Linked DNA regions of Mus musculus: region 1 is linked to region 2. Evidence: chromatin contacts called from ENCODE Hi-C or POLR2A ChIA-PET data. All regions are on one chromosome and are shown on one strand. Each heading gives the region's core, a stretch centred on a gene start or an enhancer-like site at or near the end of the contact. The rest is flanking DNA. Distances are from core to core; before and after follow the strand shown.

Region 1 (6,252 bases), core at 862-3,361, 250 kb before region 2:
AAACTCAGTGTCGACAGAGAAGGCTTTTCCTAACAGAACTGAGAAGTAACTAGAAAAACAGGCCATAAAATAACCTACCTGGTCACTTATGTTAATCCAAACTTTTCTTTAATTGAAAGATATTATTTGAAAAGCATAAAGACAATAAAACCAGTGGACAGATTTTAAAATCTCCGTAGTTGGAAGTTTTGTTTAATACTGTTGTAAATCCATAGTTGACCACAGTTAAGATACGTTATCGTGGGAGAGGGACTCTGTGAGGTCGGTAGAGGGGGCAGCAACTGGGATGTAAAATGAATAAATAAAATAATGGAGAAGATACATTATTCTTAACCTCACTCTTTTTTTGTTCTGTTTGTTTGTTTTGAGACAGGGATCCTCAGTGTAACCCGCTCTGGCTGGCCTAGATTTGATTTGTAGACCAGGCTGGCCTTGAACTCACAAAGATCTGCCTGCCTCTGCCTCCCAAGTACTGGGCTTAAAGGCTAGCCCACCACAGCAGGCTCTTTATCTCACTCTTAAATTGTCTTTGCTGTCAAGACCATACAGTCAAGGACAGAGACTAACATTTTTAGGTTTGCTGCTACCTTTGGTTCTGGGTTCAAAATGTTAACGTCAAATCTTACTAGAGTTCAGAAAGGTGATGAATAATATGTAAATGAAGCGATCAGTTACAACTCTGGCTTTCCTTTCAGTCAGTACCTTTTCTGAAAGATTTAGAGAAGACTTAAAAACAAAACAAACAAACAAACAAACAAAACAAAAAAAACCAAGAGTTTTTCTGCAGGCGGATCAAGTTCAAGGCCAGCCTGGGGTTCATAGGGCCCCCTTATAGGAGCTGGATAACTAAGAGGATTTAAGTTGGATTCAAGTCATTCTAAGTGAGGAGCAGTCCATATATGCACATATGTTTCCATTTCAACGAATTATCCCTGCGCTTTATGGTAGATCTTTTTCTTCATGCTACAGGACACAAACTGTTTTAGTTGAAAAAACTCCTTGTATTGATTCCTGATGAGATCTCAGTATATTCTTATGAAGCGCAATCGCTTCCCAAGGAAAAAATCAGAGAAGTAGAAGGGTATATATATATATAAGTGGTTTTATTTGCTTTTTGAGTAAGCTTGGGTTACAGGTTTCACGATGTCCTCTATCACACACCCTTTCACCATCTAAGGTTTTTCCGGACAGAGTTATGTCCCTTCCCCCTACTCCGAATACCTCTAACACACATACGTGTATCCCTGTCGTAAAAAGAGCACGTTTAATTTTGTTGTTCTCCTATCCGTATCTATTAATCCTCACTTGCCTCATTTATCGACCCTCAGGCGCTACTTCCTTTCCATTCTTTAAAAAAAAAAAAAATTCTCTTAACTTTCTGGTTCCCTAGTTAGTCTCTCTTCCGTCCTCTTTTGTTTTGTTTTGTTTTGTTTAACCGGAGCGGGTGGAAGTCTCCTTAGAATTCTTTAGCCCTTTTATGCTTTTCTCAACCTTAAAGAAATAAAGTTACCTCTCTTTTTGCGCCCACGGCCGCCCCCAGGCCCTTGGCCTTTCCGTTGTTTCATCCCGAGCCTGGGCCCTTCGTCACAAATTCAACGCAGGTGCCAGCTCCTAAGCTGTACGCTCCCGCCATCCCTTCCCACGGCGCCTGCGTTCCCCGGCAACGGGCGCCGCTGGGAAGCCTGGGACGCAGGAAGAAACACTCTTTCACCAACAGTTCCCGGAAAGCGGTGCCAAAAGAAGGCGCCAATTAGAGCCCCTGCAAATGGACTACAACACCCATGATGCTTTGCTTCCCTACCTTGGCCAAGTTGGACCAGGGCACCTGCATCTGCGCAAGCGCAAATTGATACACTATTTGAGGACTTCATTGTCCAGCATGCATTGCCTTCAAGAGGTCTCTTCCTGCTAGGGTTGTCGAGTTCTCTGATAGGAGTCTGAGAGATCCGCAGACTCCGTTACCCAGTTTCCTTTGTGCGAAGGCTGTTGCGCACTTCCGGTGGAAGCGCTGCGGCGAGGGGGCGGGGCTTACTGAGCCAGTGGGCGGTAGGCGGCGCTGCCGGTGGCTGGTTGCTGTCCAAAGGCGACTGGGCGTCGTTAGAGGAGAGAGCTGTGACCGGTTGTACTGCACGTATCGTGGGACGGACCTTGGGCCACTGTTGTCGACGTGCGGCCTCCCTTTGATGTCGGCCCTTGAAAAAAGCATGCACCTCGGCCGCCTACCTTCTCGCCCTCCTCTACCCGGCAGCGGGGGCAGTCAGAGCGGAGCCAAGATGCGGATGGGGTACGTGACTTGTACCACTCTCCCAGGAGACCAGGCCCAGGCCATTGGAGATTGGTGTCTGGGCATTCAGAGTGCCACGGGAAGGGACGCTGTGAATTGGAGGAAATGCTGGCCTTGGCCTGGAGGTGTTTAGATAGAGTAGAAGGTAGATTTGGGGACTAGGTGAGGCGCTAAGGGAGTAGTCCACTGGAGGACTGATAACATTGTTGGAGAAGGGGAATAAGGACAAGGTTGAGAAAATGAAAGGATAATCTAAGGGATGACGGGAATCAACTCTAGAAGTGATGAGTCTGGGAGAAAGAGTGAATCAGTGAGATGAGGAGAAATCTGGCATCGTTGAGGGGAATAGGGAATGACTGAGAGAAAAGTTGACGGGTTTGGGGAATCAAGTAAGTGAGCCAGGAGTAAGAAGGTTTTTACCTGAGGGTTATAGAAAACATCTGAGGCAAAGACTAGGGAGTAGAAGGTTCTAGAGAAAGTTTCCAGAAGTGTAAGAGTCAAGTTCAGAGAATGAGGGGGTGAATCAGAAAACTTGGAGAATAGGCCTAAGGAAAGACAGAGAACATGGCTAGGGGACTGTTATCAAGGGAGTGAGCCCAGAGGCTAGGGAAATAGGGGGGGTGTGATGAGGAAGACAGCTGAGTTTGGAACAGTGACCACTGATATCCCAGAGACTGAGAAATAATTTCGAGTAGGATTTGTTAAATGGAAGCACTGGAGAGGTAAAATCTGAAAACCAAAGAAGATTTTGTCAATTGTTTTGTTTTGCCAAGCAAATGGGACCTGAGGGAAACTATCTATTGGTCTAAGAATTAGACTTAGTGAAGCACTGGGAGTAACCACTTAACAATAAAATGGGAGTAAATGGTTTGCTGGAAAGGGAGTAGGGCTTGAGTGTGTGTGTGTGCTTATGTGTGTGGGTTAGAAACATTTATTAATTTTTGTGGTGTTGAGGCTGGAACCCAGAACTAGATAAATGCCACATCACTGAGCTACACTCCCAATATAAAAGCTGAGCTAATGAAAGAAACTTTAGAAATTTAGATCCCTGACAGGCTGTGTCATTTATAGTTATAGGATGCTTGCCTGCTGGAGAAATCGTGATAGTTGAACATCCTAGTAAGAGCTGCTGGAAGGCAGAGAGAACTGGATAGTCATTGGGCTATTTGGAGGACTACTGATGGTAAAGAGAAAAGAGACCTATGTTGGATTTGGGATTGGAGAGAGAAGCTGGTAGATATATTTCAAGAATTTCCACAGACTGACCAAAAGGCAAGAAAAGATGTATGCAGTTCTGTGAAGACTGAGTATAGGAGATGAGAGAGAGTCCTGCTATTAAAATGATTGGTAAAATCTGAATCCAAGAGGTTATGATCTATAATAGAAAAAAATTGACTGAGGAGGCATAATAGCAGGTAAAATGGAAAGCTTGTTATAAGATAAAATAAAGATTGGTCTCGAAAAGACATAAAGATTGAACTTTTAACATAAAGAAAATTTGGAAGCTGACCTATACCATTATTTTGGAAAATTAGCCTGAAGTATAAAAATAAATGTAATGATTCTTCATGTGTTTTTTTTTTTAGTTATTAATTTTTTGGGGGAAGGGGGGGATATGGTCACACTTTATAAGCCAAGCCTAACCCTGAACTCTTGATCCTCCTGCCACACCTCGCTTAGGAGCTGTTTTTTTCCTAATTACAGTTGGATCTTTCAGTACACTGGCACTCACCTGTACAGATATATTAAATGCTAGTTTTAAAACTAACTCTACATGTTTCAGGTAAGTTTAAGTGAACTTCAGCTCCTCCCTTTATCAAACTTAAGTTTTCTGAAAATGATTAATTGGGAGAACCATACCAAGAGCAGATCTACTCATTAAACAATTTTATAGTTGCTGGTTCTTTATCCTTTTTAAGTAACTGCTTTGGTTTTATTGATTTAGGTCATTGCTTGTCCTGGAAAAGATAATGCTTTAGGAAGATGCCCTTTCTTTCTTTGTTTGATACAGGGCCTTGCTTATAGCCCAGGTTGGCCTGGAATTGGTCCTCCTACCTCACCCACCTGTGTACTGAGATTACAGGTGTGCCTCAGTCACCAGACCCTACAGAAAAATGCTTCTCTGTGTGATCCTCAAGTGTCTCATTTCCTTTTCTGCTTCCTTATTGGTGCCTAGCCTTTCTAAGAAGTCTCATGGTAATAGTAAAAGAGAGTCTTCCTTTTAGAATCATAAAGCTGAAAGAGAACTTACTGTCCCATTTTTCCACTGTGCCTTGTGGCTGAGGAACCTGAGAGTCCTAGAAATCTGTATTTTTGCTCTGTATGTCAAAGGCAGAGGAAATATTTTATTTTAGTAAATGTGAAAACCAAGACTTAAGCATTCCTGCTACTAAGCGAGGCATACTAAAAGGTTAGTTGGTAGGGCTCCAGGGAGTACGACTGGGTGTCTAGACAGAGACTAGCATTTGGTTTATGGGCATCACCCTACTTACCCTTGAGTTGTGTATATTGTCACTCTAGGATTCTATTTTCAGTCCTGATTTGACAAATCTCATTTCTGTCTGTTTCAAAGCTTTTTTAAAAAAATTTCTCCTTTTGCTGGCTTTTTACTTACCATTTCCTTCCTACCTTGGTTTGATGGACACAGGGGTCTTACTGTACAGCTGTGGCTGGCCTGGAACTTGCTATGTAGACCAGACTGATCTGGATCCTCCTGAATTTGCTTCCTGAGTGCTGGGATTGTAGGCATTCACCACCATACCCAAACTGATTTTTTTTTGTTTTGTTCTTGTGTTTTGTTTTTTGGGGTTATTTTTGCAACTGTGTCTCAGGCTGGCTCTAGGCAGTCCTTTTTTCCTGGGCTTCATAATGCTGGGGTTAGAAGTGTTTGTCCTGCTTTTTTGCTTCAATTTCACTAAATTTTATGTATACTTGTTTATTCCAACTTTATGAATTCCAAGTTTATGAATTTTCTTGAGTTTCCATCATTTGGTTTTTCAAATTGTACTTAAAAATTCCAATATATTCATAGATAATATAGTAATACTTACGCTTGCACTGTCACTACAACTTAATTATGAGATTTGGTTTAATTTACCTACAGTCCTATAAAATATATATTCCTCCCCATTTATTGGTAAGGAAATTTTATATCAGATCAAAAGTCACCCAACTGGTATGTGGTAGAACTAGAATTCAATCTAGCTTTAGCTTTTGGTTATCATCCCTTTTTTAAGTATACTGGTGCTGCTCTTGGGTAAGGCCTGAAATCCTGGTGGCATAATTCTTTAGTAGATGTTCTTAAATGACACAAACATAGTTGTCTGAAGTTCCTACAGACGTGAGGCTGCTCTCACTAAATTGAACTGGGGTCCTTGTCTGGGAACCCTGCTATGCTTGAGGGGAGTACCACTTACAACCCTCTGCTTCAGACTGGGAAGTGGGAGCACACACTTGAAATCCTAGCACTTAGGAGATAGAGGCAGGCAGACCTCTGAGTTCGAGGCCAGCCTAGTTTATAAAGTGAGCTCCAGAGCAGCCAAGGCTAAATGGAGAAACCATGTTTACAAACAAACAAACTGGTGCATAGAAATCAGCGTGTGTGTGTGTGTGTGTGTGTGTGTGTGTGTGTGTATGTGTGTGTGTCTCCAATGAATTAAACTAGGGTAAGGGAGGATTAATTTGTTTCTCCCCCATGTGCACCTTTTTTTTTTTTTTTTTTGAGACAGAATCATGTAAACACTTAATTATCCTGTCTCTGACCAGGGGGTTATAGTCATGTACCACATGCTCAGGTAACATTTTCTTTTAACAAATGTCCATTGACTTGCCTGATACCACAGAATCATTGGCAGAAACAGCATTCAAGCTCAGTACTCTGGATTTTTTAGTTCATTGATCTTCTTGGGTCAAAGAGTGTGGTGTTCAGAATAACACAGATAAAGAACGAGCCCTGTGCAGTGTTTGCT
Region 2 (5,934 bases), core at 1,226-3,725:
AATATCCATCTGTCACATCTGTATCAATAAGGCCTGTGTCTGAGTCCTGGATCCCAGGGTGGGGTTAACCTTCCTATCAAAGGCCTGCCCCCTTGCTGATAACTGGGTTTGGGGATCTCGACTACATGTAGGTAGCGTGTTCCTCAACCTGTCCAACACTATCTATTCCCACTCTGGTCCCTGACAGAATCACAGTGCTCACTGCTGCCATGGTGGAGATGATGGGGAAGAGAAAGGGAAGGCTGGCCTTCTGCAGCTGATGACAACCTTAGGCCGAGTCTTGGTCCTCTGGCTCCCACTGCTGGTGTCGTGTGACACTGACATGCGTAAGTTTTGTTTGGCCATCTTTGGCTGTCGGGCTGATTGCTGGTGCTGGCTTCTAGACAACATTGATGTGTCCCAGCAGGACACACTGATATCAAGCTTTATCCTCAAGGCAGAGGGAGTGAAAATTCTGCTTGCTCTAAAGTCATGTGTGTGTGTGTGTGTGTGTGTGTGTGTGTGTGTGTGTGTAGGCAAAAGTGTGTTAGCTTCATTTGCATTTCATGTCTCAAAATATGGAAAGCCCTTCTGATATCTGGAATAAGACAATGGACTGATTTTCCATTGCTTGGTGCTTCACCTTTCCTGTTTTCTCTAACTGTAAAAAATCACATAGATCTGTAAAAAGTTAAACAGTTGGAAGACAAGAAAAAACCCAAACCTCAAAAAAACCAAGATGAGAACAAAAGGCAGCCCAATGCTACCACCAAAGCAAGCCCAGCTTTGAGACGGTGGGCGATTATTTTAGCATACCTGGACGGAAACATACTTGCTATGTATGTGGCTTGGAGCAAACTACCTAACTCTGGACAGTTTCTATAAAACTGAGATAAAGACTCAAGTTATCTGACATCTATATATTAGTATACAGGTAATATTTACATCCTAGATTGTTGACGAGATTACACGAGAATATTTAAATACAAAGTCTAACATGGCCCCTGCCCATTCAGTGATGGTAAGTCACAGTGGGCACATCAGAGCTCTACTTCTTTCTCAGCAGTATTTTCACTTAGCTCTCAATGCCTTCATTGTAACCAAACTTCAAGCAAAATTCATTTGCTGAGAGTCTATTACACGTGGGTGTTCTGACATTATGAATACAGTAAGTTTGAATTTTTATTTATTAATTATTTTGTGCATATACATGGGCCTGCATGTACCATGGTGTGTGGAGACCAAAGGATGACTCCAAGGAATCAGTTCTCTCCTGCCATCTTTATGTGGCTCCCTGGGACTGAACTCAGGTCATCAGGTCTGTGCTGCAAGCACTTTACCCACTGAGCTATCTCATTGGCCCCAAGATCATACTTAAAATAGTTTTTGTTTACACAAACCCTGTCTCAAAGTCCTTGCAGTTGTTTCCTAGTCACTCTTCCCATGAACAACATGAAGGTGGTTTGAAATGATGGGACCTCATCTTTTGTATGTGTGTGTGTGTATAAAGGGATAATAAAATCTAACAAGACTACTTGAGGATTAGGGTCACTGCTAGAGATGCCCACCACATGCTAGTTACTCAGTAAGTAAGTAATTGTGATATATCTGGGGAATATACATGAAACTAAAAGACTTTCTTCATCTCTTAATTCGTGGGAGGGAAAATTCCAAGGGATACTCTTCTCTGATTTGTTTTTGACCCTAAAACCTTTCAGTGTATTTGTAGACACAACTGTAATCTCTTTGACATGATCTTGGGTTTATTTACAGGCATCTGTTATGATTCTCTATGAAAACCACACAATGCATTTGCTGGGTTTCTATGAGACTAAATGAAATTTCATTTTCAAAGCACTTGCTCAATATGTTTGTCGTGTAACAACACAGTTACCAGCTATTATTAGTGTGATCGTGGTGAGCACAGCTTGAAGGTTTTATGTGTATCGTCTCACTTATAACTCCAGCCAAATAGAATGATTTGATTTCTCGTCTGCTCTTTTCCCCAGTCTTTTCACATCTTCCGGGAAACTCCTGGTTGACCCAAAGATCATGTCCCTAATCTAGTGACTCTTACTTGGTAGCTCTGGCTAGGTTGGAGCTCCATGGGTAGAACAGGGTGGTCTTCAGCTCACAAAGATCTGCTTGCTTTTGCACCACCACGCCTGACACCAACTCTTTTAAGCCACCCCTCCTCCCCCTCTTCCCCCTCCTCCCTCTCCTTTACAATGTAGGCTCCATGTGTACTCTTGGCCACAGCACTCCCCCGCCCCCAGCGGTGAAATATAAGGTTATGAGTCAGTCTACTTGTGGTAGCAGAGAAATCGCAACGTTCTCAGGTGCACACCGACAACCACGGGCTCGCGCCTCACTTCCGGTCGGTCTCGCTCCAACTTCCCCCTACATCAGCCCTGGCTGGCCTCTCACTAGTTTGGCCCTCACCCGCCGCCGTAGCGCGGCGCCTTGGTTGCCCTGGGAGACGACCTGTGACCCGAGAGTGAGCGAAGCTGTTTCCCGCCGGCGGGAGCTACGGCTGGGGCGGGTTGAGCGCGGGGCTCGAAGCCGCACCACCATGGCGGAACAGCTGTATCTAGAAAACATAGACGAGTTCGTCACGGACCAGAACAAGATCGTGAGGAGCTAGGACCACGGGGGTGGGGAAGGCGGGGCCGTGCGAGGCGGGTGTGCGGGGGACTGGGCCTGCCCGGTCGGCGAGGGGTCGCGACCCCCGGTGCCTGTGGCTTCTCGGGGACCGGCTGAGGTGGCCACTGGTCACCGCGAAACCCGCGTAGGGAGACACGCCCTGCGGGCAGAGCTTCTGGCGCGCGCCCAAGCCCCGGGGCCTTGGGCGGGATTGTGAGGTCCGGGGGCGTGGAGCCTGGGAAGCCAGCGGGGTTCGTGAGGCTTCCTTTCCCTGCTCTGTCGGGTGGTGGCCCCTCAAGACAGTTGAGACTGGCCGACTTTCATAGGCGACTGCCTGGTGCTTTACCCACCAGAGACAGTTTCCTCTTCCTGGAAATTTAAATATTGAAAGCAGCTTGACCCACCTCCTCGGGCTAGCGTAAAAATGAAGAGACTTGGGTGTGATGGACCTTTGCTGCTGTGAGCCCATGGACACAGTTTGGTACACCGACTCACACCTCCCGGGTCCTCCAGGCTTTTGTGTTATCCCTAGAAGTGGGATTTAGCCAAGGGTCAAATGACGTGTATAAACGCGTCAAGGGCCATTAGGGCTGGATAGATAAATTCTTGAATCCCAGGTCTGTCTCTTTCCCCTCTGCCTCTGTCTGCCACTCTGCCTCTGACCAATCTTTATTAGTCCTCTTATTGGGAGTGCATCGTTTAGCTTTGGAAGAAACAACAGACATACCGGGTCAGGGAAGGATGGAGGCTCGATGCCCCTAGTTCTTGAAATTACCCCATACTACATTTATCCATTTTTCTCTCTCTCTTTTTTTTTTTTTTTGATTCCCACACCACCTGTTCCTCTTAACATTTGAATAGTTGCAAATTTACTGAGAAGTTCCTGGGTTATGTGCTTTCAAGTAATGCTAGGTTTTAGATAAATTTTAGGATAGTTTTAGGTAGCTTCTTAAAGACAAGAGGGTCAGAGAGCTTTTAAGTAAGACAAGGAGTTTGAGCTAAATAATCTTTGGCTTGGCTTTGTAGACTCTTAAGACTTTTCTTATTATGTTTAGTGTCATGCGCGTGCGCGCGCGCACACACACACACACACACATAATTGTGCTATGTCACAATTATGGATGTCAGAGGACCAGTTCTCTCATTCCACCGTACGAATCCAACAAATCAAACCCAGGCTCTTTTTGTTTGTTTGTTTTTCGAGACATGGTTTCTCTGTATAACCTTGGCTGTCCTGGGAACTCACTCTGTAGACCAGGCTGGCCTTGAACTCAGAAATCCTCCTGCCTCAGCCTCCTAAATGCTGGGATTAAAGGCGTGTGCCACCACCGCCCGGCCAAACCCAGGTTCTTAAGGGTGTGGTAGCAAGTGCCTTTCCCCACTGCCCATCTCTCTGACCCACCTTTGTAGATTCTTTTGCATTGATCAGTCTGTGAAGCATCTTAGTGTTTGTAAGGTAAGTACCCTGGCCTTACTTGTCATATGGTTTTTTTCTTGTTGGTATCTGCTGTAGTTTACAGGACACAGCCATCCGAGAATAAGAGTCCCTAGGAACAGGCTCTTGGCACTTATCTGTACTCTGGAATCAGCTAATAAAACCTTAAAAATTGTTTTTTGTTTCAGGTGACTTACAAGTGGCTAAGCTATACACTAGGGGTTCATGTTAACCAGGCCAAACAGTAAGTTCATTTGACTGCTAATTTTAATAATATTGGAATTTTTCTTTCACTTTGTTTTTATTTATTATTTTCAGCATCATCTTTTTATTGTTTATTTGGAATTTTCACATCATGCACCCCACTCACACTCATTTCCCAGTCCTTCCAGGTCCAACACACACACAAATGAGTCCAATCTGAGTTGCCTGTATAGTCATGGGACATGGTCAGACTCCCAGTGGCCAGCCCCTTAAAGAAAACGTTCACTTTGTTTTAATTCTCATAGAACTAACTCTTAGGTTAGAACTGACTTTCTACCTGGGTCAATAGGAAAGAATATTACTTTCTCTGCCTTTTGACTACTTTTGTCTGTCTTTTGAACTGTGTGTGTTCATGTATGTAAATGTGTATGCACACAGGCTACAGGGCACAGGGCAAGGTCAGAGGACCGTCTTGGTTTCATTCCTGCCTTTCTGACCGGTTTGAGGTGGGGGTCTCTTGTTATTCTCTGCTGTGTACAGCACACTGGTTGGCCTGCAAGCTTCTGAGGATACTTTGGTCTCTGCCTCCCTCTCCCCACAGGAGATCTGGAAATACAGGAATATGCTACTTACCCAGCTTTGCTTGCTTGGGTTCTGGGGATCCGACCTCCGGTCCTCATGCTTGCTGGTGGGCCTTTGACCCAGTGAGTTTTTCCCCAGCCCTGTTTTTCCCGTAGATCAGTGGACTCGTATGCAAATGTGTTGTGATAGTTTGCAGCCAATTTTGTAGTGATTTGAATGAGAATGAGTCCCCCTAGATATTTGACCTCTTGGTCCCCAGTTGGTGGCACCTTCCTGGGAGGTTTAGCAGGTGCAGCCTTGCTGGAGGCACTGGAGGTGCTGGAGGCAGGCTTGGTTGTTTATGGCCTTCCTCCACTTCATGGTTACTTTCTCTGATTTATTGCTTGTGCTTGCATTTGAAGATGGGAGCTCTCAGCTTCCTACTCAGCTACTCTTGCCTGACACCCCACTTTCCATGGTGGCCTCTTATCCCTCTGTACACCCAATAAACTCTTTCCTCCGCAGGCTGCTTTTGTGATGACCTTTATCACAGCAACACAAGGCTATCCAGTTTATTAAACGGGCTAACCAGTCTCAGTTATGGCTTAGAGTCATATGTTTGTTGTCTTAGATCTTTATGTTTCCACATGTGTTTGTTAGCCCTAACTTTGGCCCATATTTTCATAATAGTTCCTGTTGCTGTGATAAAACACTGACTAAAGCCCATGTGAGAAGGAAATGGTTTATTTGTCTTCCGAGGCAAGAACCTAGAGGCAGGAGCTGAAGTGGAGACCATGAAGGAGCGCAGCATATTGGCTTCTGGCTTGTTCAGTTACCTTCCGTAGACACCTCAGAACCATTTGCCTAGGATACTGCTCATGCTGGGCTGGGCCCTCCTATAGCAATTAGCAATTGAGAAAAGGCCCTACCCCCAACAACTGGAGCAGGGGGTGTCCCTAAATCTGTTGACTGCCTGTAGATCCCATTTCCCTAACTGAGCAGCACCTTGTCTGGCCTTAAGGGGGATAGGATGTGCCTAGCCCTTCAGTGACTCCACGTGCCAAAGTGGGGTAATAGGGGGGCGTGGGGAGGCTTCTCCCTTTTCAGAGGAG

Evidence for each region. A loop is a pair of places that touch in the nucleus more often than their neighbours do. ChIA-PET counts read pairs that join two places held with the same protein, here RNA polymerase II (POLR2A).
Region 1: a loop to region 2 is called in a map of heart, with 2.1 times the contacts of the local background. The contact joins the promoter of Ppme1 here to the promoter of Pold3 in region 2. A Hi-C loop is called at or near these places in 1 of 37 maps with a recorded cell type or tissue (heart). POLR2A ChIA-PET finds 5 or more read pairs at or near these places in 1 of 5 experiments (Patski).

Annotation. Positions count from the first base shown.
Region 1 is chr7:100,367,755-100,374,006 of GRCm38, reverse strand. Ppme1 (protein phosphatase methylesterase 1) reads left to right here and starts at 2,111. Exons shown (of 14, transcript NM_028292.2): 1 at 2,111-2,284. The coding sequence starts at 2,184. C2cd3 (C2 calcium-dependent domain containing 3) reads right to left here and starts at 1,774. Exons shown (of 33, transcript NM_001017985.3): 1 at 1,511-1,774. The coding sequence starts at 1,565.
Region 2 is chr7:100,118,041-100,123,974 of GRCm38, reverse strand. It overlaps Pold3 (polymerase (DNA-directed), delta 3, accessory subunit), which reads left to right and starts at 2,475. Exons shown (of 12, transcript NM_133692.2): 1 at 2,475-2,611; 2 at 4,246-4,301. The coding sequence starts at 2,552.